Regions from separate parts of the Mus musculus genome. Here all the other regions are linked to region 3. The links are chromatin loops, found by intact Hi-C in ENCODE. Cell type or tissue: heart. All regions are shown on one strand.

The links. A loop is a pair of places that touch in the nucleus more often than their neighbours do. Peaks named below come from ENCODE experiments on the same cell type or tissue, not always from the same donor. Only the 100,000 strongest peaks of a DNase experiment are listed, where the experiment ranks them.
Region 1: a loop joins it to region 3, with 3 times the contacts of the local background. A loop is called at or near these places in 2 of 42 quality-filtered maps.
Region 2: a loop joins it to region 3, with 2.2 times the contacts of the local background. A loop is called at or near these places in 5 of 42 quality-filtered maps.

The regions. Positions count from the first base shown.
Region 1 is chr14:56,884,424-56,892,423 of GRCm38, forward strand. Zmym2 (zinc finger, MYM-type 2) reads left to right here and starts at 2,180. Exons shown (of 25, transcript NM_029498.4): 1 at 2,180-2,275; 2 at 3,372-3,434. In heart, CTCF peaks have their summits at 987, 2,921, 3,746 (motif pointing left) and 5,543 (motif pointing right); DNase peaks (open chromatin) are centred at 1,208, 1,988, 2,718 and 3,628; H3K4me3 peaks cover 3,161 bases; H3K27ac peaks cover 2,116 bases.
Region 2 is chr14:56,572,066-56,580,065 of GRCm38, forward strand. It overlaps Parp4 (poly (ADP-ribose) polymerase family, member 4), which reads left to right and starts at 3,554. Exons shown (of 35, transcript NM_001145978.2): 1 at 3,554-3,665. It also overlaps a transcript of Cenpj not described here. In heart, no CTCF peak of the experiment used is centred here; a DNase peak (open chromatin) is centred at 3,526; H3K4me3 peaks cover 1,935 bases; H3K27ac peaks cover 1,297 bases.
Region 3 is chr14:56,773,411-56,781,410 of GRCm38, forward strand. Pspc1 (paraspeckle protein 1) reads right to left here and starts at 4,908. Exons shown (of 9, transcript NM_025682.4): 1 at 4,381-4,908. The coding sequence starts at 4,749. In heart, a CTCF peak has its summit at 4,273; DNase peaks (open chromatin) are centred at 4,241 and 4,991; H3K4me3 peaks cover 4,124 bases; H3K27ac peaks cover 2,425 bases.

The DNA of each region.
Region 1 (8,000 bases), 110 kb after region 3:
CCAAGTGTTGAGATCAAAGGGGTGTGCCACCAATGCCTGGCACATTTTGGCTTCTTTTTTCCCCTTGGTCTTACGAATTTCCTATTTGACTTTTTTCATCTTTTGAAGGAACAAGAAGCCGGGGTAGGAAGGTGAGGAGGAGGAGGGTTCGAGAAACTGGGGGAGGGGAAAACGTGATGAGAATATAGTGTATGGAAAAAAAAGTTAAAAGAGACTATGGCCCTAGATGTCATATTCTCATATAATACTTCCGTGTTGTCAGCGAATTTTATTAAGATGTTCCTGTTGTGATAGTGACATCAAACATGTCAAAGTCAAATGGTATTGTGAAATATGAAATTTAAGAATGTTTTAGTGTATTGAAAAAAATAATTTTTTTACAAAAGTTTTCTGAAAAATACTTTTTGAAAAGCTGATTCATATGTATTGTAGTTTTTTTTTTTTAAAGATTTATTTATTTATTATATGTAAGTACACTGTAGCTGTCTTCAGACACTCCAGAAGAGGGCATCAGATCTTGTTACAGATGGTTGTGAGCCACCATGTGGTTGCTGGGATTTGAACTCCGGACCTTCGGAAGAGCAGTCAGGTGCTCTTACCCACTGAGCCATCTCACCAGCCCTATTGTAGTTTTTTTGTCTTCAAATGGTAAAGAAGAGCAATGTATGTATGGAATTTAAATGAGGGTGAAAGCACTTTTTTTTAAAATTGAAAATGATTGTTTCTACCAGGTTGTCCTTTGTAAATGGTATCCACTGCAGTCTACATATTAGCCTGAGACCTTAATCAATAATTCACTTCATTAAAAATTTCATGTTCATTATCATCTTGGAGAGCTTTACAATGTAACGCCATATGACTCATTAATAGGCGGTATTGTCAATTCGGAAATTCAGAGATCTAATTGAATCCATCCATTTGGTTGAGGAAGTAACCAACATCAGTTGTAATCCCGCTAACAACCACCAGGGCGAGGTGCATTTCTTAGGTTACAGGGAGTCCTGGAAATCCAGCACCAAGTCTTCTGCCAAAGACGTGGGTGTAGACGAGGAACAAAAGACCCTCGTGCCGCCCTCCAGCGGCTCCGCTCCGAATGCGCCCGGTGGGACTCCTATGAGAGGGTCACTGCCCACGGAGCCAGGACTGAAGCGAAGGGCACGCGATGGCCCGAGGCCCCGCCAACGTGGAGGACAGGCGCTGGGCAGGCCGGAGAGCGCGTGCTCGGCCAGGCACCGACGGCCGAGGCCAGACAGCCCAGGTCCCAGGGGCGCGAGCCCGCTAAGGGAGCCCGGGGCTCCATCTTGCCCGGCGGCAGTCTGGGGTCACCACTGTCGTGTGGCCCCGCCGCAATCTCGGCGCGCAAACTCTTGGCGGCCGAGGACAAGGCCTATGGTAGAGCGCGATCGGACTCGTTCCGGGCCAAGTTTCTCGTCCCCACGGGTTCGGTTCTGATGGGCCCCAAGTTCTCCCAACAGATCCCACAAAATGGAGGCCGACGTCTCCTCCCGCCGCAGCCATGGCGGAGGTGGGACACCCTTCCCACGGGCCAGGCAAGGTGGAAGCGCCTGCACGGCCGCCAGCGCACCAGTCCCCTTGCGGCCGCAGCCGGGCTCGCCCCCTCGGTCCGCCGCAGGCACTGCCGGGCTCGCCAGTCGCCCGGGTCTTGGGGGCCTGGACAGGGAGGACACCGGGACATCGAGGCCGCGTTTCTCCTCGAGCAGAGTCGCAAAGGGCCGCGGCGACCGTCTGGAGGCCGAGACCCAGTGTCCCGATCCCGGGCCCACGGGAAGCCTCGACGAAGACCGCCCGCCCCCAGGGCCGAAGCGCGAGCCGAACTGCGGGCAGCGCCACTCGGGCTCCTGACCCGGGCGGACCCCGCGAGTGGGGGCGGGGCGGGGGCACGGAGGGAGGGAGGGAGGGAAAGAGGGAGGGAGGGAGGGCCGGCCCAGCCCGCGGGGGGGGGGGGGCCGGTAGGCCCGAGGGCGTGGCCCAGGTCTGACGGACAGCCGCCGTGACTACCTCACCGAGGAGGGTCCTGAAAGAAGGCCGACTGGGCCAATGGAGCCTGCCCGAGGCATTCCGTGCCGCCCACGCCATCAGCCAATGAGCGTGCGGAGGGCGGGGCCTCTCCGGGCCCCGCCGTGCCACCGCCTCCTCTGCCTCCTCCTCACCAGCGCTAAAGCCGGGACTGGACCGAGCGGAGTTGTGCGTGTCGCCGAAGGGGGGTGGGCCGGGGGAGGGGAGGTTCGTTCCGCGGAGCTGCAGCCAGAACCCGGTGAGGCTTCTCCCCGCCGTCTTTCCTGTCGAGGGCCGCGGAGAGTGGGGGTGGCTGGGAGCAGCGCAGCCTCGGGAGGAGGAGGCGGAGGCGGGGGCGACTGGGGAGGCGGAGATGGGTGAGGGCAGCGTCGGGAGCCTCCCACCGAGCCGGGCTTAACAGCCCGCGGCGGCCGGTGTCGCGGCTGCTGCGTCGGGGCCTGAGGGTGCGCTGGGGGCCGCGCTGATGTCCAGGGCGGCTTCGCGTGCGGCCCGAGGGGTGAGGGAGCGCGGGCGCGGCAGGGCTGGCTGGGTGAGGCGGTCGCCGGGGGCGGGGGGCGCGGGGGCCTCGAGGTGCGGGCGGCAGCGGCCGGAGGTCGTGGGGTGTTTTCCTTTCTGTGCTGCGGGCGGCCGGGCGGGCCGGGGAGGGGCCCTTTGGCCCTCCCGCCTGGGGGCTGCACTCCCACCCTGTCTGTCCAACCGAGACCCCAAGTTTTCGATGGCAAGGGGTGCCTTTTGAGTCTTGCGGCGTCCTCTTCGTCGCTGGTCTCCTCCCCGGCGCTGTGCTGCGCGGCTCTTGCTCCTCACGTATTGTTTGGCTGGGTCTCTAATGGCGGACGGGGAGGCAGCGCTGCCGGTCTCGGACTGCAGGGGGGGCAAACCTCGGGCCCAGGGCAACTGCTTGGGGCAAATATGGGCAATATCAGCCCATCGTTGACATAAACTGGTTTTTACCTGTAAATTGGTGCTGAGTTTGACTGGAATAACCGTGGTGGTAATACTTGCGAGGGAGTGCAAGTCCCTTGCTGGCGTCGGGGCAATGTTTGCCCTTCCCCCTCCCTACCCCATAGCAGGCTTGGTGCCCTCAGGTCCCTTTCCCTGCAGATTGAGGCTTACACATGGGCTTTGGCTCCAAATAAAATATTTCACTCCACTTGGGTAGTAAGTAGTAGGCTGTTTTGCGTGGGCTTTGGGGTAATAATAGAAGGGCCAAACCTCCTTGACCCCTTAGTCCCTTCTCTGCCTCCTCCTGGTGAAATCGGCTTGGTGCTCCTACCAGATTGGGTGTTCATCCATTTCTCTCCCCCCCCCCTTTTTTTTTTTCTCTTTTATCCCAGGACCAGAAATTTCGTTCAACCCTATCTGGTGCATCTTTGGCAGAAAGTGAGGAAAACACCATTGTGAGTCCTTTTCTTCTAATTTGCTTATTAACAGAGGACGTGGTTGGATTATAGGGGTTCAGCTATAGGATTTGGCCCTCCTGGTTGTTCTTAAGGGGAGGAGCCTTCTCTTGGGTGGCAGCTGCTGTCGGGGAGAAACTCCAGTGATGCCTGGTGAGGCAGCTGGGAGTGGGCGCTGCTGTTTGCACCGCTGCAGACATCGCTTCTGCTGCTGCAATACCAACCTCAGCAACCAGACGACGGGCTTCTGCAGCTGCTCACGTTACCGGTGGGGAGGAGGGGTGTTGGGAAGGAGGGCATATTTCTGGTGCCCTCTAGAGTTACAGAGTGGGAATTAATGTTATTTGGTTTGAAGTGCATGCAACCATTTTTGACATTTTTCTTGTCATCATGGTTAATGGACCTCTGGTAATGGACAACTATGGAGAGCTGCTTAACTTTTTATGCCTGGTCTGAGTGACAGAATTTGACCATGAAGGTGGACGTGTTTCTAGATCTTTCATGTTCTTTGCATCTGTTGTTTTCATCTTACCAAGTAGATGCTGCTTAGACCTGTGCAGTCCTCTACTTAGTCTTTCATCTCTGGTGTTGACCAGTTCTCTATTATGTCACGCTTTTTATGGATTTCTAAAAATTTTTATAGTGTGTGAGTGCATGGTGTGTTTGTGTTGGTGCACATGCCAGAGCACCAGTGTGTAGGTCAGGACAACTTTTGGAGTTGGTTCTACCCTTCACTGTCTAATTGGTTCAGTGAATCCAAGCCAGGTTGTTAGGCTCATGTAGCAGGCCCCTCTATCCATTCAGCCATCTTGCAGGCCCTATCACTTATTTTGAGATGGCATCTAATGTATCCCAGGTTGACCTTGAACTTTTGTTGCGTAGCCTAGAATGACTTTGAACTTGTGATCCCTCAGTCTCAACTTCCCAAGTGCTATGACTTGTGTCCTCTTGTTATATTTATGTGGTGCTGGGAATCAAACCCAGCTTCCTGCACGCTAGCAAGCACCTCACCAACTATGCTACAGTTCTAGCCCCAAATATTACTCTTGAGCCCAGTACAGCTCCTGTTGTTACTTGTATACTTTTAAAGGTGTGTTATAAGTATAGATGCTTATGGTTACTTTGGATTTATTTATTTTGGTTTTTTGGGACAGGGTTTCTCTGTGTAGCCCTGGCTGTCTTGGAACTCACTCTGTAGACCAGGCTGGCCTCAAACTCAGAAATCTGCCTGCCTCTGCCTCTGGAGTGCTGGGATTAAAGGCGTGCGCCACCACGCCCGGCTTGGATTTATTTTTAATGTGTATGATTGTTTTACCTGTTTGAATGTATGTGTGACATACATGTACTTTGTGGCCAAGGATGTCAGAAAAAGGTATTGGCTGTTGTGAGCCACTATGTGGGTACTGGAAACTGTACTTTATAACTGCTGAGCCATCTCTCCAACCCATTGTTAAACGTTTTAAACTTGTATTAAGTAATTTAATCCACAGGAGAACTTGGTAGTATAGCTAATAATATTTTCCCCTTCTGAACACTGTCTTTACTCTGAATTTGCAGAGGAGGGAGTAGGCGTAGAAGGATCCTGGGAAGGACCCAGTGAAGCAGGTTCTGAACACAAAGCAGTGTGGCGACAGAGCCCACCATCAGCAGCTGGACTGGACTGGATTCTCATGTCGGAGATCTCAAACTTAAACTGAGTCAGAATAACCTTTTCTTGCTTGGAAGTGGAAACATAAAAAGTGCTTGAATCCTGTTCAGTTCTTTTAAAAAAAAAAATAGAAAATGCTAGATGGTGGTGGTGCCCACCTTTAATCCCAGCACTCAGGAGGCAGAAGAATCTGTGAGTTTGAGGCCAGCCTGGTCTGTAGAGTGAGTTCCAGCATAGCCTGGGTGACATAGAGGAACTCTCTGAGGGGTGGGTGAATAGTTAACAGTTGGTATTTATTTATTTACTTATTTATTTAATTTAGACTAGGATTATGGTCCAGACTGGCCTTGAGTTCACTGTGTAGCACATGATGTCTTTGGGGGGGGTCTTCTTTTTTTTTTAAATTTATTTATTATTATATCTAAGTACACTGTAGCTGTCTTCAGATACACCAGAAGAGGGCATCAGATCTCATTACCGGTGGTTGTGAGCCACCTCTCCAGCCTTCTTTGGGGGTATTCTTTTTGCCTCTTTTTCTAGTTGGTGGATTACAGGCATGTGCCACTATGATCTGCTTCATTTAGATTTTTTACCACCTTATTTCAACACCAGTATAGGCTGTTTGTATCAGTATAATTTTTTTCAGTATATGTCTGAAGGAACTTTATTATTATTGGAGATGAGGTTTTACGATATAGTTCTGGAACTCACTTTGTGGACCAAGGTGGCCCAAACTCAGAGAGATACACCTGCCTCAGCCTTCCAAGTCCTGGGCTTGCAGGTGTCCACCTCAGTGCCTAGCTCGACTATAAACCTCGAATGAGTGTGAAGTCCTTTTAGGAACTAAGTCATTCTGATACTAAGTTTCAGGACCTTTCATGTGGCTGTTGTTATTTTTCCATGAATGATTAACTTATCTTCCCTCCTCCCTTCTTAGATCTTTGATTGTAAGCCTGGCCTTTAATAGCTGGGCCTCCCTCCAGCCTTCCTCTTTCATAGTGGTGTTTTTTTGTTTGATTGTTTTTTGAGACAGTCTTGAAGGGTGTGAGTGTGTGTGTGTTTGTGTGTAAATGTTGCTCAGGCTGGCCTAGACTTTACAGCAGTTCTCTTGCTTCAGTCTTGGTGCTAGGATTATAGGTAGGTGCCCCTGGACATGGCCTGACTCCATCAGTCCTTTGTCAGCCACTTTGGTCCTCCACAGAAGCTGACATAGAACATTTCCAGCTCTCATGGATATGATCTTGTCAGACCGTAAATCTGTATAATTGGATTTATTTTGTAGGCTTTTATTCTGTTTTGCTTGTTTGAGGTACAGAAGTATACAAACAGTGCTATTGTGACAAAATGAATCTTTGGCTCATATAACATGCACTGGTATTACTGTGATAGGAAAAAATGTAAGAAAGAATATATAATTCTTTGTTGTCAAAAGATGTGGTATAGTTTCTTTATGCTTTGATATCTGTCCCCAGTTCACTGATAACATCAACACATAGTTTATTATGTTAAATGGCTCTTATAAGAAATCTTAAGAATCTTTATGTCTTTAGGTATTGTAAGGAAAGCTCAAACTAATTTCTTGTCCTGCTGGAATTCTATGTGTAATCCACCTCAGTGTATCTTGATACCCTGAGAGAGACAGACAGACAGACAGACAGACAGAGACAGACCGTCTTTCTTGACCATCTCTCATTAGGAAATAGATTGCCTGGACTCCATGCAACTGTATACAACAAGGATACTCAAATCCAAAAGCTGTGCAGATCTAAGTACATGTAACTCATAAAGTTGCCAGTGAGAAAAAAATTGTTGCTGGATAAATGCATAAGTTTGAAGAATGAGGTACAGAGCAACATTACAGTATATTTTTTTTGTATATAATCTAGACAATTTTGTTGTACCTGGATGGATATTTTAGTTTTAAAATAATTGACTTTTTTTTTTTTGAACATAGAAATAGCAAGTGCATCCTCATTGGTGCCTGTGCTAAATTCATCGTAAAAAAGACAGTTGATCATCTTAAAGGGTGAATTATAGCACACCTTTTATTTTGTTTAAAAGCATATCAGTTTAGCAACTGGAGAGGTGGCTCAGCGATTAAGAGCACTGACCATTTTTCCAGAGGACCTGGGTTCAATTTCCAGCACTCACATGGTAGCTCACAACTGTCTATAACTTGTTTCTAGAGGATCTGGCATCCTCACACAGACAAAAAAAAAAATGTAAGAAATACTATATAATTCAGCAAAACACCAATGCACATCAAAATGAATAACTTGTTTAAAAAAAACGTATCAGTTCTCAAATGAAGTTAAAATACTTTTTGTTCACCATTAAAAATCCATTTTAGCCAGGCAGTGGTGGCACATGCCTTTAATCCCAGCACTTGGGAGGCAGAGGCAGGTGGATTTCTGAGTTCGAGGCCAGCCTGGTCTACAAAGTGAGTTCCAGGACAGCCAGGGCTACACAGAGAAATCCTGTCTAGAAAACAAACAACAACAAAAAAATTCCATTTTAGTGTTAGAAAATTGATCAGGTACCACAAATACTTGATCACATGGTGTGATTTGTGGTTTGTTTGTATTTTTTTATTGTTTTTTTCAGACACAGTTCCTATCTTTCTTCTTGCTGTGATTAAAACACAGATCAAAAAACAACTTAGAGGAGGAAAGGATTCATTTATTTTATACTTGTAGGTCGCAGTTTATCATTGAAGGAAGTCAGGGTAGGAACCAAGAAGGAATGTTGCTTGCTGGATTGTTTTTCTCCTCTCTCTCCCCCTTTTCCTCTGTCCTCCCCTTCCTCCTCTTCTTTCTTTTTCTTCCTTCCTTCCTTCCTTCCTTCCTTCCTTCCTTCCTTCCTTCCTCTCTTTCTTCTCTTTCTTCTCTTTTTTTCTTGAGACAGGGTTTCTCTGTGTA
Region 2 (8,000 bases), 200 kb before region 3:
GACCCCTGCGGTAACAGAGAGCGTACTCCATTGTGCCAGGAACACAGAGATTCAAACCGAATCTAAAAGACGACAGGTTTGGGAGAGTTTCGTCGTCTTCGCTTTTCTCTTTGAATGGGTTTGATTTAATAAAGACCTGTTTAAAACAAAAAAGTGACATTGGTAGGACGAATAAGTGAAGATAACCGTGGAAAAATTTACTCCGGAAATAATCATCTATTATGTGGCTAGTCGATGGCTGCACAAAGTGTGTGCATTCAGTGTTTAAATTATATGGAATATTGAAAGTGCAGATATTAAAATTATATATGGAATGTTGAGCGCAGATTTCACTGTTTATTTGTTTTGCCACCAGAGGGGTTCCAAAATACAGACATGACCCTTTAATCTAGGATGCTACAACACTTCAAGCTACCACAGTTTTTAGACTAGGTTTGAACAATATTGTAAACTAACATCTGTTTTTTAAATATATAATTTTACTATTTTATTTTTACTTTATGTGCAAGCATATTTTGCCTTCATGTTAGTATGTGCCCTGACGTGTGTCTGGTGCCTGTAGAGGTCATAGGGGCCATCTGATCCCATGATCCCATGGAACTAGAGCTACAGATGTTTGTGAGCTACCATGTAGGAGCTGGAAACTGAACCCAATCTTGGGAGAGAGAACAGCAAATGCCCATAACCACTAGGCCATCCCATTTTCTCTTCTCCGGTTGATCAAATGCTTGCCTAGTATGTTCTATCCTCAGCACTGTATAATCCAAAATTGGTGACCAGTCTCTCAGGTGGGGAAGGTGAATCAGAAATTCAAGGTCACCCTCCAATATAGAGTAAGTTAGAGGCCAGTATGTTAACATGAGATTCTATATAAAAAGGTCATCAAGAAGAATTGCCCTTTATACTAATTAGTTCAAATAAATCAATATTATTAAAGATAATTAAAATTTTGTACAGACACCTCAAACATGGAGACGGGAAAAGTTTTTGTTTTGCTTTGTTTTGTTAGGTTACATCATAGATGAAAAAGCCAAAGTTCAAAACTACCAAGATCACACACCTAAAATGTTGACAAGAGAATGGAGCTCAGTGGGTAGCAAAGACCTTGCCTGCTGTACCAGAGGCTGAGTTCCATCCACTGCCCTAAGCTGATTAGTCAGTAAATTAATAACTTAAGATGCTGAATGAGGGTTCAAATGGTCTTCTTTTGGCCTGAAACCATGCCCAAAAATCATTTTCTTAAAATGTGTGTCTTTGACAATAATCACAATATTCTCTACTATTTCTGCCTACATTTTATTTGGTATAGTATGTTATGCCACATTGCTTGTTGTCTGAATAAACAAATTTTATCACACTCATCCTTTCTCTCTCTCTCTCTCTCTCTCTCTCTCTCTCTCTCTCCCTTTCTCTCTCTCTCTCTCCTAGTTTTCTTGCCTTCACTTCCCAAAGTATGTGCCACAAAGCATGTCTCCACATTCAAGTTTAAAGTAGCTATTAAGATTTTAATAAAGGGCTGGAGAGATGGCTCAGCGGTTAAGAGCACTGACTGCCCTTCTGAAGGTCCTGAGTTCAAATACCAGCAACAACCATCTGTAATGAGATCTGATGCCCTCTTCTGGGGTGTCTGAAGACAGCTACAGTGTACTTACATATAATAATAAATAAATCTTTAAAAAAGATTTAATATGGAAGTTATCACCTGGAACCTACATACCTATATTTTAAAAGTAGAGTATAATGATCCAATCACTTGGGCAGAGGAAGAGCCTTGAACTAGCTACTTAGAGCTGAAGAGCAGCCTGGACTATATAGAAAGGCCCTGTCTCAAAAAGGCAGAAAGATCTCTGTGAGTTGAGGCCACTCTGGTTTACAGAGTGAGTTCCAAGACACCCAGGACTGTGATACAGAGAAATTCTATCCTGGGGCGGGGGGAGAATAAAATTAAAATAAGTAGCACACAGCACATTATTCAACTGTTGACTGTGTGACCCCACCCCCACCCCCATTGATAAGCTGTGCCAAAACCATGAGTGGCATCATCCCATGGGCTAAGGACCTGAATGGAATTAAAGGGAAAGCAGACAATACTCATCATTTCACTTATTACCCTCTGACTGTGGGCAAGATGCGATCAGACACCTCCTGCTCCTGCAGTCAGACCTTCCCTGCCATGAAAGACTGTACACCCTAGGACTGTAAGCCAGCACACCCTCTCCTTCCAAAAGCTGCTTCTATCAGAGCAATAAGACAAGAAACTAGTAGTACAGTAAAAATGTCTCCTTTTCTGCTTTGCTTTTTAAGAACTCACTAAAGATCTTTGACTTCTGATCCTCCTGTCTGTACCTCCAGTCTGTAGGGACTACACACATATACCACCAACCCTGTTTTTAATACAGTATTAGGGACTGAACCCAGGGCTTCACACAGCACTTTAACCTGCTGAAGCATATCCTCAGTCCAGTAAAGACGTTTCTAGGGAGGGGGAGGTGGCTCAGTCCCTAGAGTGCTTGCCTGGTAAGCATAAAGACCGGAGTGTAACACACCCCCCCACCATTTTAAAAAGGAAAAAGCTGGAAGCTGGCTAGGTGGCTCAGTGGGTAAAGTATTTGCCCTACAAGCCTGATGACATGAGTCCTATACCCAGTCATGTCAAAGAAGAAGAGAAATCATAAGCACACATATGTGTATGCATGCAAACAAATATAGTATATTATATATACTATATATAAAGCCATATAATATACATATAAAGCCACACATAATGGTATGTGCTTGTAACCCCAGTGCTGGGAGGAAGAGACTGGTAGATCCTTAGTGCTCACTGGCTACCTAGCCTAGTACACATAATAAGTTCCAGATCATTTGGCACCTGAGGACAGCACCCAATAAATCATGTCACCAAAATTCACCTTTTACATTCAATTCTCTAGTCTAGACCTTATAGTCTCGTTTCATTCATCATATTCTGAAATTATTAATGGAATTATTTCTAAATCAGTCCCTACTCAGTACATTTCTGATTCTAGCGCCCAGGGCCCACACATGTGAAGCAAATAACCAGCTGAGCTGTCTAGCCCTAGACCCATCGTTTGAGCGTCTCCAATTAGTGATGGATGCTATTGTGCGCTTCAAACTCAGAAGTTCTCATTTTCTTCCACTGTTGCTGCTGAAAATCGAACCCAGGGGCCCACAAATGTTAGCCAAGCTTTCTACCAATGACCTAGCTCTTCAGTCCTAAATTCTCTCTGATGCCCCTTTGGGAAATTTGTTTCTTACCTGCCCTGGGATTCCAGCACCCTATTTAACCCCAATCCGTAATCATTTCTCTGTCAAAAGTCCCCATCCATCAAGTCTCCCAGATTCGAATTTTGGGTTTACTCCTACTGGCAATTTACACTCTGAAAAAGAAAGTGAAAGTCCTGAACGCTAGGCTGATCTGGAAAGCTGAGGCCACGCCTTCTCCCCAGCTGGACAGTCGCAGGACATCCCTCTAAGGGGCGTAGGTCCGGTGTTCAGGAGCCGCAGCCACGGTCCCGCCCCGCCGCGCCCCACCTAACCCGGCTGCGCCTGGAGCGGAAGCACCAAGGCTGGAACGCTGGCTGCGGAGCACGGAGGAGGGGACCATCCGACACCAGGAAGGGCCAGGCGGGATCTCCGAGCAGGTGCGTGGGTACCCCAGGAGGCTGTCTGACAGCCCGAGGGTCCCCGGTAGTCTCTGGTGGTCTTGACCTTCTGAGGCCTGGCTCAGGGTCAGCGGCCCTAGGAGGGGAGTGCCAGGGGAGGGGAGGTCAATGTTGACTGCGCCATCAGACCCACTGCTGTTTTGGGAAAATAACTGCAACAGAACGCAACATTTCTTTACTTTCTGAAAGTTGAGGAAACTTTTGGTAGAAGAAAATAACTCATTGAGGTCTGGAGTTGAAATTTAGCCGAATCTGACTAAGCTCCGGGTCCTATTAAGACAAAAAATAAGTAAAAAAGATGGGGTGAGTTAATTTGCAGTTTTAGCCAAGACTGGGAATAGAGAAATTCTTAGTCTGTCTAGGCCTTACCTATGGCAGTTACAATTTATGTTAATGAAAAAGGGGAAGGCCAGGAAATCCGCCCCACGTAGATTTGTCCTTAGGTTGGATTTATGCCTCTGTCCTACTAAAGGTACTTCCGGTGCTATGGCTATTCTTGGTTGTTAAATTGACGCACCTGGAAAAAAATGAACCTCAATTGAGAAATCGCCTCCGTCAAATTGACCTCTGGGGTGTGTCTGCAGAGCATTTTCTTGATTGCTAACTGAAGGAAGAGAGCTTAGCCCACTGTAGGCACCGCTTCTGGGCAGGTGGTCCTGGATTGTATGAGGTGAGCAGAAACAGAAAGCAAGCCAGTAAACTGCGTTCTTCCTTGACCACTAATTAATCTACTCACTTTACATGCCAATCACAGCCTTTAATCCAGTCAGTTCCTTAAATTGTGCTACTGTTATGAATAGTAAGTAAAAATATCTGTGTTTCCTATAGTCTTAAACCCACTGTCAAAGGGGTCAAGATTGAGAACCACCGGCTTCCACGTTCCTGTCAGGGGTTCATGCCCTGACTTTCATGTTTGACTGTAAGCAGTGAGATGAGGTAAGGAAGAGTAACAACAGGATCAAAGCTGGGATCTGTCTCAGGGCAGCCAATAGGAAGACGGCTTGTGATGGGCTCCCCTACGACACGCTGAAAGGAAGAAACGTGGGTGTTCACTCCCTAGCGAGGCAGCCTTCTCTCTCCACTGTGCAGTTTTTTGTTTTGTTTTGTTTTTTCGAGACAGGGCTTCTCTGTATAGTCCTGGCTGCTCAAGAACTTTTTCTATAGACCAGGCTGGCCTCAAGCTCAGAGATCAGCTTGCCTCTGCCTCCTGAGTGCTGGAACCAAAGGCGTGCACCACCACCACCACCACCACCACCACCACCAGGCTCGAGTTTGATATTTAAAAGCTATTGGAAATGACTTTTTTCCCTTCAGGTCTTTTTGACACGTTTGTATTTGGTTCAGTGAAAGGATGCCTATGTTTTGTTTGTTGGTTTTTTTCTGCTACTTTTCTAAAAGTGTTTTTCAAGTCTAAGGATTTTCTGGTAGAAGCCAGTCATGGGGGCACACCCCAGTAATCCTAACACTCTGGAGGCTACAACAGGAGGATCACCATGAGTTTGAGACCTGAGCTTCACAGTGAGCTCTAGGCCAGCAGGTACAGATTGGATCTCAACATTATACCAGGCCGGTGAGGTGTAGTGGTACACACCTTCAAGCCTAAGACTCGGGTGAGAAAGAACTCTGAGATCGAGCCCAACCTGGTCTACATAGCAAGTTCTAGGCTAGCCAAGGCTAAAAAAAATGTAAAGCAAACCAAACAAATTCACTAAAACCCAGCAACACATAGTGTCTGGTGGGGTCTTTAGGATCTTTTGAGGATTGCATCGTGTCATGCAGAAATAGGGGTGAGTTGGCCGTTCCCTTTCCCATGTCTGTTTCTCTTATTTTCTCTCTTACTAGTCCAGTAAGACTTCTAGCACCATATTCAAAAGAGTGGAGAATGGCCACCCTTGTCTCCTTTCTAACTTTAGAGGAAATTCCCCATGTAGTGTGATGTTGGCTACAGGCTTGCCGTATTTAGCTCTTAAAACATTGAGGTATGCATTTCTTCTGTCTCTAGTTCTGCAGGGGCTTTGTCATGAAGGATGTTGGACTTTGCCAAAGGCCTTTAATGTGTCTACAGATGTGGTCATGTGATTTTTGTCATTACATCTCTTCAGCCCTTGTACTATATTCATAGGTGTGGATGTGTTGAGCCAATCTTACATTCCTGAGATGAAACTAACTTTATCACAGTGTTCTTGAAATGGATTTACAATATTCTTTAGAAATTTAGTGGTTGTTGGAGAATTTGGGCTGTTGTGTCCTCTCTGGTTTGCTGTGCTGTGGCTTTGTAGGATAAGTGTGGTAGTGTCCCTTCCCTTTCTACTTTGTAGAGCATTCTGAGAAGTGCTGGTGTCGCCTTCCTCTTAACAGCATGGGAGAATATGGGAGAATATGGCTGTGAACCATCCCATACTGTGTGAGACTTAGTGGGCACATTTTATTACTATTTCAACTTAACTGCCTATTGCATCTGCTTACATTGTTTATGTCTTCTTGATTTAATTCTGGTCAGTTAAGTAGATCTCGGAATGTATTCATTTCTTCCAGATTTTCTAGGGACTGTTTTGTTTTGTTGTAATACAAGTTAAAGTATTGCCTAAGATGCTCTGTATTTTATTTCAAGATATTATACTATCCCGTTTCCATCTCCAATTTCTTAACTTGGTGCTTTCTATCCATATCTATCTACCTACATCTCTATGTCTGTCTGTCTGTCTGTCTCCATTCTCTCTCTATGGCCTTATGTAACCCAGGCTGGTCTCAGATTTACTATATAGCTGAGGATAACCCTGACCATCTGACCCCTCTACCTCCACCGTAGACATGCGCCACCATGACCAGTTTTAGCTGACACTGAGGGGCAAGCCCAGCACTCTGCTAAGCACTCTGCAAACAGAGTGACACCTCAGCCCCTCTCTCTTCACCTTGGTCGTCTTGACTAGGCCTTTGTCAGTCTTGCTTATCTTGTCCGAGAACCAGCTTTTTGGTTGGCTGTTCCCATGTCTTGCTCCTTTACCTCCATTTCATTCACTTCTGCTCCACTACTGTTTTTGCTTTCAGATTTTTCTTGCTTTTCTAAGAAGTTGGGGGTAAGTCGTTAGGTGTTTAAACTTCAGATTGCACTGACTTCTTCTTTTTCTTTTATTAAACATATTTTAAAAAAATATTTATGTATATGGGTACTTTGTCTGCATGTACGTCTGCCTGCACACCAGAAGACAGTATCACACAGCGCTGGCTTACTGGCCATGGACTGCCTTGTGTTGTGCTTTTCTTAAAGTGCCCTTATTTCACAATCAAATTTAAAGCATACTTGCTGGATACAATAATCCTGGTTAGTTATGTACTTTCAGCAATTACTGTGCAATCTGTCCTTTCCAGGCTTTTACTGGATGATGAGGGCCCGAGGCGACGTCACTCCATGTCTCTGTAGGCCAGTTGGTCCTCTCCCTGACATTCCATTCCATTCTTCCCGTGCCCTTTTGACCTCTTACCTAGCCCACGTCACGGAAAGTACCCTCAGCAGCCTTGTCTGTCTGTAATTCTAAGTGCCTCTTGTACTTGGCTGTCTGTTTTCTTTCTCTAGATCTGGGGGATTTTCTGTTACAAGTGAACTTTCTAGACAATAAAACAGTAAAAACACTAAGAACGTCTAACAGTGGAGGAACGTGTGGAGAAAGAAAGAAAAGCTGAGCGTAGTAGTTCACACCTGTAATCCCAGCACTCGGGAAGGTATGCAATCTCATGAGTTCAAGGCCAGCCTGGGGTAGAGAATGAGAAATGAAAAATAAAAAAATTAAAAAAAAAAACAACAAGGAAGACAAAAAAGATTTTGCTCATGATGACAAAAACAACTATAAATAAAACTAGATGAATAAAAACATAATATCATATCCATTTGGGAGTATTTCTCATATGATAAACATGAAAATATCCCTTAAAATGTAGTGGGAAAGTAAGGCAGAGCACACACACACACACACACACACAAAGGAGGAGAAGGATGAAAGATGAAGTGTGGAAGCAGCCTCTTTCTGGGTCTTTGAAACCTGGAGACAGGCTGGAGTGGTGGCTCAGTCAAAGAGGGCTTACCTTCCTTGTCAAGGGCTGAGATTGGTCCCCAGCACCATTTCAGATGGCTCACAGCCACCTGTAACCCCAGCTGTAGGGGATCTGACACCCATTTTCTGGTCTCCATGGTCACAGCACATACACTGGGCACTTATGTACACTCAGGTACACACATGAAATAAATAAATCTTAAAAAAAGAAAACTGGACACTGCCTGCTGTGTATCAGGGAAGGCAGTTGGACTTCAGGACCCTC
Region 3 (8,000 bases):
TGTAAAAGAGAACAGACTCCCAAAGGTGTTCTTAGACCTCCACATGTGTACTACTGTGTGCATGCACACTCATGCAAACATATCCACACACACAAATAAATAAATCTAACAAAAATTCAAAGAGAAACTCCTTTCTACTGAAGAGATTTCACATCTATGGTACAAGATAAGTATATATAATAATAAATAACTGATATAGTTAGTAGAAATGGTATTTATTGTGCTCCAAGAACTATGAAGAGCTTCTTTATGCTTATATACATTGAGCAGTGGTAGCACACACCTTTAATCCCAGCACTGGTTTAAAGGCAGAAGCAGGAGGACCTCCAAACTCAAAGCTAGTCTAGTTTACAGAACAAGTTCCAGGACAGCTGGAGAGATAGCTCAGCACTGACTGACTACTCTGCCAGAGGTCCTGAGTTCAACTCCCAGCAACCACATGGTGGTTCACAACTATCTGTAATAGGATGCAATGCCCTCTTCTGATGTGTCTGAAGACAGTTACACTGTACTCATATACAATAATAATTCTTTGGGAAAAAAAGTTCCAGGACAGCCAGAGCCACACCAAAAAAAAAAAAAAAGGGCTTGCCCCATGAAAACTGCCCCGAGGGTACACTACCTCTTTATTCAATCTGTGCATGATGGCAAACTTGGGAAGCATAGGCAGAAGGATTGGGAATTCCAAACTGGCCCAGGCTACAGAATAAAACCACTTCAAAGAGTTATAAAGTAGCATATACCTTTAATTCCAGCACGGGTGAGTTTCTGTGACCAGGCCAACCTGATCTACATAATTAGTTCCAGAACAACCAAGGTTAATACTGAGACCCTGCCTCGATGATAATAATAACAATAATAATAATAAATAATAATAAATTAGGAGGCTGGAAAGCTGGCTCAACACTTAAGAGCACTTGCTATTCTTGAAGAGATCTTGGGTTCAGTTCCCAGCACCCACACACACGGTGGCTCACGGCCATCCTTAACTCCAGTTCCAGGAGTCCAACACTCTGCCTCATGGTCATCAGGCATCAAGTGGTGCACAGACACACAGAAAAACACATCAGACATATAAATTAAAATAATAAATCTAAAAAGAATTTAAAAAATAACAGTATCAGCCAGCAAGATGGCCCACAAGGTAAAGGTGAGGCCACCAAGCCTGATGACGTGGGTTCAATCCCCAGAACCAACTCCCACAAGTTGTCTTCTGACCTCCATACTTGTACCATTGTTTGTCCAAAACATTTACATGAATGTAAAAAAAAGAAAAATAGGGCTGAAAAGATGGCTCAGCGGTTAAGAGCACTGACTGCTCTGCCAGAGGTCCTGAGTTCAATTCCCAGCAACCACATGGTGGCTCACAACCATCTGTAATGGGATCTGATGCCCTCTTCAGAACACTGTCTGAAGAGAACAATGATGGTGTATTCATATGCATAAAATAAATGAATATCTTTTTAAAAATTACCAAATTAAGGCTAGACATGACATGTTTAGTCCCAATATTCTTGGGAGGAAAAGGCAGGCAGATTTCTGTATGTTGTAGGCTAGACAGGGTTACATAATGAGACCTCGTCTCCAAAAATAAATATTACCAAATAAAAATAATTTCTATGAACTATGGAGACAGAGCAGCAGGAAAAGATGCCTTGCTGTGGAGCCTGGCAACCTAAACTCTATCCCTGGGTCCACACAGTGGGAGGAGAGAACTGACTCCTGCAGACTGAATCTGACCTCTACACATATGCTGTCATGCACATGCACACATAAGTAAAGGAAAAAAGTATTTCTAGGGGCTAAAAAGATAGCCCAGCAGTTAGAAGCACTTGTTGCTCTTTCAGGGGGTCTGGATTTGGTTCCAACACCTACATAATGGCTTGCCACAATCTATAATTCTAGCTGAAGAGAATCCAATGTTTCCTTCTGTCCTCCATGGGCACCAGGCACACAAATGGTTGTAGCTTTTGCTAGTTTGTGAGTTCTTCTTTTTCCCCACCCTTTATCTCCCGGGGTTCACACCCTATCACTAGATAGGAAAGAAAGACTAGAGAGAGGAAGAAAGAGAAATTCCTAAACCTAATTTCTTTCTTCTTTGGTTTCTTCCAACCACTAACAAACCACAGACAACTTCCATGAACAGCCAACACCTACAATCCCCGCCTACAGGGTTCTAGTATTTATATACCCTCGGAGACGATCCCAGAATTCCAAATATCACACAATCCTAGAAACTATCTGCAGCTGGCAAAACTATGCTTTCCTAGAGCAGGAGGCAAATCATAGTCAGCTGCTACAGACAGCCCCATAACCCCACACCTGGGATTTAAAAAGCACATTCTTATGATATTTCTGTATTTTTTACAGAAACCAAAAATCCACTCACTACACATAGTGGACACATACATGCAGGCAAAATATGAACACATATATTTTAAAGTTGATAATACATTTTTTTTCAACTTTTCAAGACATGGTTTCTGTATAGACCTGGCTGTCCTGGAACTCACTCTGTAAACTGGGCTGGCCACGAGCTCATGGAAATCTGTCTGCCTCTGCTAGGACCAAGTGCTAGGACTAAGGGCGTGCACCACTAACACCTGGCAAGATAATACATTTTTTAAAAGTACTTCTAGGGGCTGGAGAGATGGTTCAGCTGTTAAGAGCACTGACTGCTCTGCCAAAGGTCCTGAGTTCAAATCCCAGCAACCATCCTGAATGAGATCTTCCGCCCTTTTCTGGGGTGCCTGAAGACAGCTACAGTGTACTTACATATAATAAATAAACCTTTAAAAGAAAAAGTGCTTCTAGAGGAGTACTGGTTACAACTCTAATCTCAACACTATGAAGGCTGGCTATGCACCCACCCTGTCTCCCTTAAAAAGGGGAGTTGGGAAATCTCTAGAAATACAAACCAGGCAAAATTCATATCAGTTTTAAAGCCATTCTACTATCTACTTATTAAGTCACTGTATATCAATATTTATAATCACACATACTATACAATTATATGTATTTCCAATTGAAACATAGACTTAAGCAATACTTAGAATTTATAAATTTACCTGCTATGCACAGAATTCAGATTATACTGTAAAATTACTTAAGAAGATTAATTTCTGTAAGTTAACTAGTTTCCAATTAACAGGTCTTTTTATTCCTACACAAAAAAACTCTGGGTGCCAGATTTAGAGGAACACATCTTCCGTCATACCCCCATCCTGCTTTTCAGACAGAGTCTCTCTATTTAGTCCTGGCTGTCTTGAAACTTGCTATGCAGTCCAAACTGACCTGGAACTCACAAGAGATCATCCCACCTCTGCCTCCTCAGAGCTAGGATTAAAAGTGTGTGCCACTGGGCTGGAGATGGCTCAGAGGTTAAGAGCACCGACTGCTGCCGGGCGGTGGTGGCGCACCCCTTTAATCCCAGCACCCAGGAGGCAGAGGCAGGTGGATTTCTGAGTTCGAGGCCAGCCTGGTCTACAAAGTGAGTTCCAGGACAGCCAGGGCTACAGAGAAACTCTGTCTTGAAAAACCAAAAAAAAAAAAAAAAAAAAAAAAAGAAGTATGCGACTTGCAATTAACATATCAGGCATAAGCTTGGTGGTGGTAGCGCAGGTGCGCCTTTAATGTCAGAGCTCGGCTGGGACAAGCAGATCTGAGTCTGAGGCCAGCCTAGTTTACAGAGTGAGAGTTCCATGACAGCCAGGGCTATATAGAGAAACCCTGTCTGGAAAAACCAAAAATAAATGAATGAATGAATGAATGAATAGTGCTTCAAGCCGACAAACTAGGCATTTTTTTTTTTTACCTAATTGGATTTTTTTTCTTTACTTAAATTTAAGAGGGTATAGGATAATATTTTAATGCTAGGATAAGTCAAATACACGGTAGCACCCACCCTTGGCCCCAATTACTCTCAGGAGTTTGCAGACCTGGATGGCTTAGCGTAGACAGCACGCAATGCAGAGACAGAAGGCGAATACTTGCTAGGATGCAGAAGAAACCCCGGGCCTTGAGCATGCTAATGCTGGGCCAGGTTCTGCCACAGAGCTACACCACTCGACACATCCCCTTGAAAGCAAAAGGAAGCTGTGGATCATTCTGGTGAGGGAACAAATCCGCTGCTGAAATTCCTCAAGTTCATCCCCAATTCACCTCCGTGACAACAAAATTTGTCGCGCAAGACCGTCCACCCAGACGCCGCTGGTCCTCCTTGACCCCGCCCCCTGCGATAGCAGCGCGCTCCCGAAGTGAGCCCCGGGCGACCGGCGACCAGCAGGACAGAAGCCCTGCGGCGCCCTCACGCCAAACCGCAGCCCCCGCAGCTTTTTTTTGTTGTTGTTGTTGTTTCCTCGCGCCCCGCCGCAGACTCACCAGGCGGATGAAGCCGAAGCCTCGGTCGCGGTTGATGAAGACCTCGCTGGGCTCTCCGTAGCGCTCAAAGAGGCGCTTGAAGTCCTCCTCCGTGATGTCTGTGGGCAGGTTACCCACGAAGAGGCGGCAGCGCTGCGTGTACGTCTTCTCGCCCGGCTTGAGGAAACTCTTGATGTCGATGGTGAAGCCCAATTCCTCGTCCGGGTGCTCCTCGGAAGGTGCGGGTGGCGGCGCCTGCTCGCCGGCCAGCGTCAGCGCCATGGCCGCCGCGGCCACCGGTTCGCTCTCTCCGGCCGCCGACTCCAGGGCGCGAAGACGAGCCGGGTTTTTCTCAATACGTACTTGCTTCAGGTTTCCTCTTAACATCATCTTAGCAAGTTCGCTTGGGATGCTGGATGAGGCCTAGACGTCAAGGTACACACGTCTCCACATGTATCTATGGAAACGAAGCAAGGAAAGCCAGGTAACGGAGGGAAGCCCAGCCTCCCCGCAATCACGCCCGCGGTGGCCGAACGCTCAAAATGGCGCTGCTTCAAACTGCAGTTGGAAGAAGAGACGCGGGCAAGAGTCCCGCCCCTCCACGGCGCGCCTGCGCAAATCCCATACCCGCGAACCGTTTGCTAGCATGGCGCGTGCGCAAACTGTGGCGAGCCTTAGAGTCCACTCCTAGGGACATCGCAACCTAAGATAGTGCAGACTATTGGAGGAGGGGGTTGTTTTGTTTTCTTGCTCTATGCAACTGGAAGAGTATGGACATGTATATCCGAGGCTGACCTTAGCTTTCGACCCTCCGGACTCAGCCCTGGGACACCTAGGTCAGACACTACAAGTGAAGTGTTAGTACCAGTACACTCCATCCTGGCCTAACTATATAACCCTTGACCTGCGTTGCCAGGACAACGACCCTCAATCCCACAATCCACTTGGCTCAGTTCCCACCCTCACTGGTGTGACGTCATTTTCCGTATAAATGGGGGGGGGGAAGGAATTACCACCACCCTTCTCTTTCTCTCACCCCTCTTTCTTTTTCCTTTTCTCTGCCCTTCTACCCGCTTCGCCGCCCCCCTATCCCTACACAATAAACCTCTCCCACGTGGAACCACCTTGGCCTGGTCTGCTGTCTGGTCTATCTGCTCAAAATATATGTAGATTAATATTATCTGATATTAATTAACATATCATGAGGAACAAAGTATATGTGTACAATACGGTGTGAAAATACAATAATTTAGGGAATGTATTTGCCCTTTTAAATATTACGGCAACTATCATTGAATGGAAAAAGAAAAACTTGCATGTTATCGGCACTGGGTAGACAGGGAGGAAGATAGGCAGTTCAAGGTCAGCCTGGGCTACACAGCAAAGTGATATTAATAGAAAAAATGCTTCCTTTCATTTTTCTTGAGACAGGGTTTCTTTGTATAGCCCTAGCTGTCCTGGAACTCAGAGATCCACCCACCTGTGCTGGGATTAAAGGCATGAGCATATTTATACACAGCACTTAATAAAACAAATTTTCGAGGCAATTAAAAACACCTTTTAACAGGTATGGTAGCTTACACCTGTAATCCTAGCTAGCATTTGGGAAGCCAGAAAAAAACTAACAAAAATAATAAAGCTCTTAAAAATCATATTTCCTGATTAAGCAATCCAATGTTGGTTTTTTTCAGTGCTGGGAAATGAACTCGAGCTTTGCACACACCAGTGCTGAGCCCCACAGCCTCACAATCCAAGTTTCTGAAACAATCATGATTTTGCTTGGTTTAGTCTATATAGCCCAGGCAGTCCTGGAACTCTCTACCTAGACAAAGCTGGCCTTGAACTCACAGAGATCCTCCTGCCTGTGTTATCTTTGCCCCACTGCCTCTGCCTCCCAAGAGCTGTGTTTAAAGGTTCACACCACCCTGACTGTGTTGTGGATTATTAACTTCAGAGTAGAATTTCCTGGAATAGATTATAAAATTAATACAGACAGACCATGAACTCCTATGGACCAGACACCAGGCTTAAGTATCACAAACTTACTCTGTAAGGATTCAGGTAGGAAAAAGTTTAAGAAGTGTGGGCAATTCTGAACCTCTCACCTCAATCCCCTCCCATACAAATCCCAGCATATACAAGGTGTATCTTCAAAGACCACAAAAAGTAATTAAACTCACATACCACTCTACAAGGTGTTCATCAGTTTCTCATGAAAGTAGACTTTTTTTTTTCTTAACAATATGAAACTCGGGAGCTAGAGCGATGGCTCAACTCTTAAGGCACCAGTTGTTCTTGCAGAGGACCTGACATTCAACTCCCACAGGGCTGCTCCCAACCCAGTTGTATGGATCTGACTGATACCCTCTTCAGGCCTTGGGCACGTGACACACACATGACACACACATACAGGCAAAACACTCATACTTACAAAGTAACTGCTTGTTTTGTTTTTTGTTTTTCAAGACAGGGTTTCTCTGTGTGGCCCTGGATGTCCTGGAATTCACTCTGTAGACCAAACTAACCTCGAACTCAGAAATCTGCCTTCCTCAGCCTCCCAAATGCTGGGATTAAAGGCGTGCGCCGCCACCACCACCCGGCATGAAAACTATTCTTAAGTGTTAAAGTCAAATAAAAGTAATGTTCACACAGTCTTTTACAAAAATCTTCCCAGGAGCTTTGTTTGTGACCAGATCTCCTAGACTTTAGGCCGGCTCACTATAGAGCTGATGCTGGCCTTGAAATTATGATGCTGTGCCTTCATTCAAGTGCTGGGATCATGAATATGTATCACCAGACCTAGCTACAGAAGCTGAAGAGATGCTGCACTTGCTGGAACTCCCTCTGCAGACCAGACTGGCCTCAAATTCAGAGATCCACCTGCCTCTGCCACTGCCTCTGCAAGTGCTGGGTTTAAAGGCATGTTTCTTTTTTCTTTTCTTTTTTTTTTTTTTTTTTTTTTTTGGTTTTTCAAGACAGCGTTTCTCTGTATAGCCCTGGTTGTCCTGGAACTCACTTTGTAGACTAGGCTGGCCTTGAACTCAGAAATCCGCCAGCCTCTGCCTCCCAAGTACTGGGATTAAAGGCCTGTGCCACCATACCCAGCTCTCTTTTTTCTTTTTTCTTTTTCTTTCTTTTTTTTTTTTTTTAAGATTTATTTTATGTGTATGAGTACACTGTAGCTGTTTTCAGACACACCAGAGGGCATTGGATCCCATTACAGATAGTTGTGAGCCACCATGTGGTTGCTGAGAATTGAGCTCAGGACCTCTGGAAGAGCAGTCAGTGCTCTTAACCGCTGAGCCATCTCTCCAGCCCCTAAAGGCATGATTCTAAAGGTAACAGAAACAGAGATAGTTTATTAAGAAACAAAAAGGCTTAATCCCAGCACTTGGGAAGCAGAGGCAGGCGGATTTCTGAGTTCGAGGCAAGCCTGGTCTACAAAGTGAGTTCCAGGACAGCCAGGGCTACACAGAGAAACCCTGTCTTGAAAAATAAAAAAAAATAAAAAAATTAAAAAAAAAGAAAGAAAGAAAGAAAGAAAGAAAGAAAGAAAGAAAGAAAAAGGCTGTAAGGCATGGTATTTGGGAAGCAGAGACAGGCAGATTTCTGTGAGTTCAAAGCCAGCCTGGTTTACAGAG